2 separate regions of the Homo sapiens genome follow, and region 1 is linked to region 2. A link is a contact called in ENCODE Hi-C or POLR2A ChIA-PET data. All regions are on one chromosome and are shown on one strand. The core of a region is the stretch at or near the end of the contact, and the rest is flanking DNA. Distances in the headings are between cores, read along the strand shown. Region 1 holds the start of PPP1R9B (protein phosphatase 1 regulatory subunit 9B). Region 2 holds the start of ANKRD40 (ankyrin repeat domain 40).

Region 1 (3,076 bases), core at 313-2,812, 560 kb after region 2:
GAGGAAGAGGATGGAGGGGAAGAGGGCGGGGGAGGAGGCAGAGGCCGCAGAAAGGCCTGAGATGCAGGAAGCAGCTGGGAGTGGGGGGAGGCTTTGTGCCTGAGTTGTTCTCTGGGTCCTAGGGCCCATTGTGTTCACCAGTTTCTGGGATGTGTGGAATGAACCAGCTCACCTGGACCTGTCCAGAGGGCGGACTCTCACACCCAGGGCCCAGGCAGCGCCAGCACCCTAGCTGTGTATGCGGGGGGTGCAGAGGGCATCAAACAGCTTTCTGGGTTGCCAGGACAGGGGATGTGTAAGTCACTGTCACCCTCCCCACCCCCCCACCCCAACCGGAACACAGTGGCCAGGATCCTTTAAATCAGAGACCCAAGTTAGAGCTCTCACTGGCGAAACTTTGGCCCCAGGCCTCTCGAATTCCTGCTCCCAAACCCTTCCTTCCGGTTTGAGAGGCAGGAGTGCCAGGGTAGGGGCCTGAAGACGGGTGCACAGCAGACAGGCGACAGGACATCCTTTCCAGACTTCGGCAGTTTTGGTGATCCCCTGCTACTTGGATGACGGGGTTCACCTCCTTTCTTCACCACCCCTCCCCCACCATCGAAAGGTCACCAGCGCTGGACCAAGGTTTCACACCTCCAAGGGGGCCAAAGATTGCCTGTAGTGAAGTGTTAAAATGCAGATTCCTGGGTTCAGCCTCGGAGATTCTCCTTCACAAGGTTCGAGAGAGATCCCAGAAATCTGCATTTTTACCAAGTGCCCAGCGATTCTGATGCTAAAGGCTTGAAGCACACCGAAGAGCTAGCTCCGAGGACACTGAAGAATGAACCTCTGCCCCTCCCTACAAACCCCCTCCCCTCACACTGAGACCATCGTGGATGTACTGCCTCCCCCCAATATTTCATGGAGGTGCGGTTCTGTGGGTTGTGACCGCAGTCAGAAGTTGTGATGGAAGCAGGTTGAAGAGTGCTGGCCAACGTCCGGGGGCAGCGGAAGGCTCTCCGCGAGGGCTGGGGAGGGGAGGGGATCCGTTCGGGTGGAGGGGAAGGGGAGGGCTCACAGGCTCCGGCCCCGGAAATCCGATCCCTTTAGGACCCAGAGGTGCCAGTCCCCCAGCGGCGGCTGCGAGAAGGGCAGCCGCTCGGTCTCCGGCAGCCGCCGCTCGGGCAAAGCCAGAGAAAGACCGAGGCTCGGGGCACGGGGGGGAGGGAGGGAGGGAGGGAGGCGCGGCGGCGGAGCGGCCCGGGCCGGCGGAGCAGCCATGGGCGTTGGGGTGCCGGGCCCCCCGAGAGCCGAGGCCTCCGGCCGGACTGGGGGACGCCCGGGCTGCCAGCCCCGCTGACACCGTCTCGGACGATGTGAGCCGGCGACACCGCGGCTGCTTCGCGGGCAGGGCGCGCGCTCCCACCGGCCCCAGACGCCGCTTTGCTAATTTGGGTGGGGGCGACCGTACCAGGCCGCTCGGGCTTTTGAAGCGGGGCTGGCTGTCTTCGGCAGCTTGATTGGGGGAGGCGACCCACACACAGGGCGCTTGGAGATTTTTTTTTTTTCATTTTTTTTTTTAAAGCGGGATTAACTGTTTTTGGCAGCTTGGTTTTGGGGGGACCCTAAAAAAGGCCTTCGGGGTTTCTTTTATCGGGGGGAGGGGGCGGTGGTCCCGACTTGGCCAGCCGCCTGTTGAAGCGGGGGAGCGGGGAGCAGGGGCATGCGAACCCGGCTCCCCCCACCATGATGAAGACGGAGCCACGGGGGCCCGGGGGTCCCCTCCGGAGCGCCTCCCCGCACCGCAGCGCCTACGAGGCGGGCATCCAGGCGCTGAAGCCGCCCGACGCGCCCGGGCCCGACGAGGCACCCAAGGGGGCCCACCACAAGAAATATGGCTCCAACGTCCACCGCATCAAAAGTATGTTCCTGCAGATGGGCACGACGGCGGGGCCCTCGGGCGAGGCGGGCGGCGGCGCGGGCCTGGCCGAGGCCCCACGGGCGTCCGAGCGCGGCGTGCGCCTGTCGCTGCCGCGGGCCAGCAGCCTGAACGAGAACGTGGACCACAGCGCCCTGCTGAAGCTGGGCACCAGCGTGTCGGAGCGCGTGAGCCGCTTCGACTCCAAGCCCGCGCCCTCCGCGCAGCCTGCGCCGCCGCCGCACCCGCCGTCCCGGCTGCAGGAGACGCGGAAGCTGTTCGAACGGAGCGCCCCAGCGGCCGCAGGCGGCGACAAGGAGGCCGCGGCGCGGCGGCTGCTGAGGCAGGAGCGCGCCGGCCTGCAGGACCGGAAGCTGGACGTCGTGGTGCGCTTCAACGGCAGCACCGAGGCGCTGGACAAGCTGGACGCTGACGCCGTGTCCCCCACGGTCAGCCAGCTCAGCGCCGTCTTCGAGAAGGCCGACTCGAGGACCGGCCTCCACCGCGGGCCCGGGCTCCCCAGGGCCGCAGGGGTTCCCCAGGTCAACTCGAAGCTGGTCAGCAAGCGGTCCCGGGTGTTCCAGCCCCCGCCGCCGCCGCCGCCCGCCCCGTCGGGGGATGCCCCGGCCGAGAAAGAGCGATGCCCCGCAGGGCAGCAGCCCCCGCAGCACCGAGTGGCCCCTGCCCGGCCGCCCCCCAAGCCCCGGGAGGTGCGCAAGATTAAGCCGGTGGAGGTGGAGGAGAGCGGGGAGTCGGAGGCCGAGTCGGCGCCCGGGGAGGTGATCCAGGCCGAGGTTACGGTCCACGCGGCCCTGGAGAATGGCAGCACCGTGGCAACTGCAGCCAGCCCCGCGCCCGAGGAGCCAAAGGCCCAAGCGGCCCCGGAGAAGGAGGCGGCGGCGGTAGCGCCGCCAGAGAGGGGGGTGGGCAATGGCCGGGCCCCGGACGTGGCCCCTGAGGAGGTAGATGAATCCAAGAAGGAGGACTTCTCGGAGGCGGACTTGGTGGACGTGAGCGCCTACAGTGGGCTCGGGGAGGACTCTGCGGGCAGTGCCCTGGAGGAGGACGACGAAGACGACGAGGAGGATGGGGAGCCCCCCTACGAGCCCGAGTCGGGGTGCGTGGAGATCCCGGGGCTGTCGGAGGAGGAGGACCCAGCCCCGAGCCGGAAGATCCATT
Region 2 (3,158 bases), core at 99-2,598:
CCCACCGAACACCAGCCTGGGCAACAGAGTGAGACTCTGTCTCAAAAACAAGCAAACAAAAACAACAAGCCACTACCTACTCCCATGTCACTGAAATTGTGTTGAAGGACTCAAATCCAGTGCCATACACATCAGTTTCAGATAGAGTATCATGCTGGATGTGAGAATTAAAATTTAAATTGGGGGAACAAATGAAAATGTAAGCTCAAGCAGGGTTACAATTTGCCATGGGGGTCAATTTAAGTGTGTAGTCAGTTTATATTCAGCACCACCTGGTGTGCACTGTGTACTGTGTGAATTACTGTATCATACTAAACAAACAGACATTGGTTTTTCTTAAACTGTAGCAAGAAAAATGCTTGCTGTGCAGATCCCAGCAGCCCCAAGAGACGGAAATGAAAACTCCATGCCTAAATTTATCCCTTCCTATTTCATCTCTCCTTGTTCAGGCCTTCCTCCCTTCCTCCCCAGGGCTATTTCCTTAATCTTGACCCCATCTGTAAAGTTCCATCCTGTGCCACATCGGAGGATCTCTTCAGGGCACCTGGGCTCAACAAAACAATATTTCCTTTTTCTCCCACTGGGTATAAAACAGTGCCAACTGAGGCTCTGAGCCTCATTAGATAGATCGGGCAAGAAGTGAAGCAAAATGCTGTTTACATGTACACCACAGCTCTTCCCAGAGCACTTGGAATCAGGACCAGGACACCTCCAAAGCCTCTTTGGTGTTTTTCCTTTCTTTTCTCCTTATATGGCCTTCATGAAGAGTAACTAATTACAATCTGTAAGCAGTAATTACAGTTCATAAACTGTGAGCACAATATAAATATTTTTCCTGAAAGCCAGGTTAGAAGAAATCCTGTCTAAAATGAGATGTAAAACAACAACAATTGAAATAAATATTCTAACTGAATTGTCCCCAAGCACTGTCAAAAAGAAGAAGAGTCTAATCTATCTCTGTAATAATGGGCGTATTATAGTAGGATCGTTTTCAGCCCATTTCCCCATCCTGCTGGGCACGAATTGGCTCAGATAAGGAAAAGGAGCCAACCAAACTGGGGGAAAATAACAAAAAAACCCCAAATCCCAATAAAAAGAACCCACCAATTATTTTGGATGCCTGGTAAACAGCCTGCACCAGAGGATAAGGCTTTTCTGGCCCTCAGCTATGCTTTTTTCTCTTTTCATGTGTCTTGTCCTCCTCCCTTGAAACTGCGGGGTGGGGAAGTCTAAAAATAGTCAATGAATCATGGCATATAATATTGTGCAGTAGTTACATAAACAGCCAGCCCGGGCGCCGGAGCCCCGGGTCGGAACGGAAAATATCTGGGTCAGCGTTGTCACACTGAACAGGGTCCCCCGGAGCCGGCCTTCGGGAGGCGCGGCCCGGGAGGAGGCCTGGGCCTGCGGGCCGGGAGCAGCAGGGGCGGCCCGCGGGAGGGAGCGGAAGTCCCGGGGCGGGCGCGGGCAGCGGCGCGAGCAGGGCGGGCGAGTTCCGCGCTCCCTCCCCATGGCCGGGAGCGGGCCGCGGCGACGGCGGCGGCGCTGACAGGCCCCGGGCGGGGCGGGGCAGGCGGGCCTGGGCGGGGGCCTGGGGCTGTGGGAAGATGAACGCCCTCCTAGAGCAGAAGGAGCAGCAGGAGAGGCTGCGGGAGGCCGCGGCCTTAGGGGACATTCGGGAGGTGCAGAAACTGGTGGAGAGCGGGGTGGATGTGAACTCCCAAAATGAGGTCAACGGCTGGTAAGTGGGGAGCGGGGGAGGCCTAGGGTCAGGGCAGCCGGTCGGAAGGCGTGGGGCAGTCAGTCGCGACCTGGGCCCAGCGCGGGACGCCTGGCTACGGCGAGGCCTGCCACCTCGGGCCTCCGAGATTGTGCTCTCTTGAGGCCAGCCCTGGCCCCCATGCCTCGTGCGGTCGGGAGCGCGTCCTGCCCAAATCCCGGCCCACGTGGTCCACTCGGGGCAGCGCCCACTGGGACTCTGGTGCCCTACCCCCTTCCCCCGCGCTCCCGGCTCACTTGGTCAGAGCGGTGCTGGAGGCAGTGATTCTCAGCGACTATGCGTTGGAGCTCACCCCAATTCGAGTGTTGAGTTAATTTGCCGTAGGTGCTTCTGGAGAACGCATCTTGCAGAGCTAAAAGCATAAGCAACTGAGCAAATATGAATTTTATAAACTAGCACGATTTCCTTAGCCAAGACCAGGAAAAAAAAACACATTTGCATCACCATTCTGCTTCTCTGTTGTTTCACTGCAACCGATTTGCTGCTGCTGCCTGTAGTTGCCTGTTTGAGGGAAAACTCATTTGTTTATCCTATCGATTATTTTCTTTCTTTTTTTTTTTTTTTTTTTTTTTTTTTTTGAGACAGGGTCTTGCCCTGTCGCCCAGGGTGGAGTGCAGTGGCATAGTCTCGGCTCACTGCAACTTCTACCTCCCCGGCTCAGGTGATCCTCCTGCCACAGCCTCCCAAATAGCTGGGAATACAGGCACGCGCCCCCACACCCGGCTAATTTTTTTTTTTTTTTTTTTTGGTATTTTTGGTAGAGATGGGGCCAGGTTGGTCTCAAACTCCTGGCCTCAAGTGATCCACCCGCCTCAGCCTCCAAAAGTGCTGGGATTACAGATGTGAGCCTACCGTTCCTGGCCAGTTTTCTTATTACAATTTCAAATACAGAATGTCACCCAAGACTTTAGATGTCTGCCTGCAGATTGAATTCTTCCCAATTAAATAAGGAGTCTCATCTTAAGATGTTGCTGGTGGTCAAAACAGAAAGTTACTGAATGTGGCATTATTCCGCTCTCTGCATTTAAAATTTAAAATTTTGATTCAGGTAATGCTTAGCCAGACTATTTTGCTAGCTTAGAGTTAAAGTGAGTAGCACTTTGGGAGGCTGAGGTGGGCGGATCACGAGGTCAGGAGATCAAGACCATCCTGGCCAACATGATGAAACCCCGTCTCTACTAAAAATACAAAAATTAGCTGGGCGTGGTGGTGCATGCCTGTAGTCTCAGCTACTTGGGAGGCTGAGGCAGGAGAATCACTTGAACCTGGGAGGCGGAGGTTGCAGTAAGCCAAGATTGCACCACTGCACTCCAGCCTGGGCGACAGAGCAAGACTCTACCTCAAAAAAAAAAAAAAGTGAGTTTACATTTTGTTTTTT

What was found. A loop is a pair of places that touch in the nucleus more often than their neighbours do. ChIA-PET counts read pairs that join two places held with the same protein, here RNA polymerase II (POLR2A). Pooled maps may share reads with other maps.
Region 1: a map of naive thymus-derived CD4-positive, alpha-beta T cell shows a loop between it and region 2 (4-fold over the local background). The contact joins the promoter of PPP1R9B here to the promoter of ANKRD40 in region 2. A Hi-C loop is called at or near these places in 1 of 168 maps with a recorded cell type or tissue (naive thymus-derived CD4-positive, alpha-beta T cell), 4 of 37 single-sample maps with no recorded cell type and 12 of 50 pooled maps. POLR2A ChIA-PET finds 5 or more read pairs at or near these places in 2 of 52 experiments (OCI-LY7 and activated B cell).

The regions. Positions count from the first base shown.
Region 1 is chr17:50,149,163-50,152,238 of GRCh38, reverse strand. PPP1R9B (protein phosphatase 1 regulatory subunit 9B) reads left to right here and starts at 1,562. Exons shown (of 10, transcript NM_032595.5): 1 at 1,562-3,076. The coding sequence starts at 1,726. All of the region lies in intron 1 of LOC124904025 (a long non-coding RNA gene), which reads right to left. RefSeq lists an enhancer at 897-1,191 and silencers at 1,202-1,291, 1,362-1,451, 2,101-2,210, 3,061-3,076.
Region 2 is chr17:50,706,104-50,709,261 of GRCh38, reverse strand. ANKRD40 (ankyrin repeat domain 40) reads left to right here and starts at 1,348. Exons shown (of 5, transcript NM_052855.4): 1 at 1,348-1,741. The coding sequence starts at 1,608. RefSeq lists silencers at 1,403-1,612, 1,743-2,012.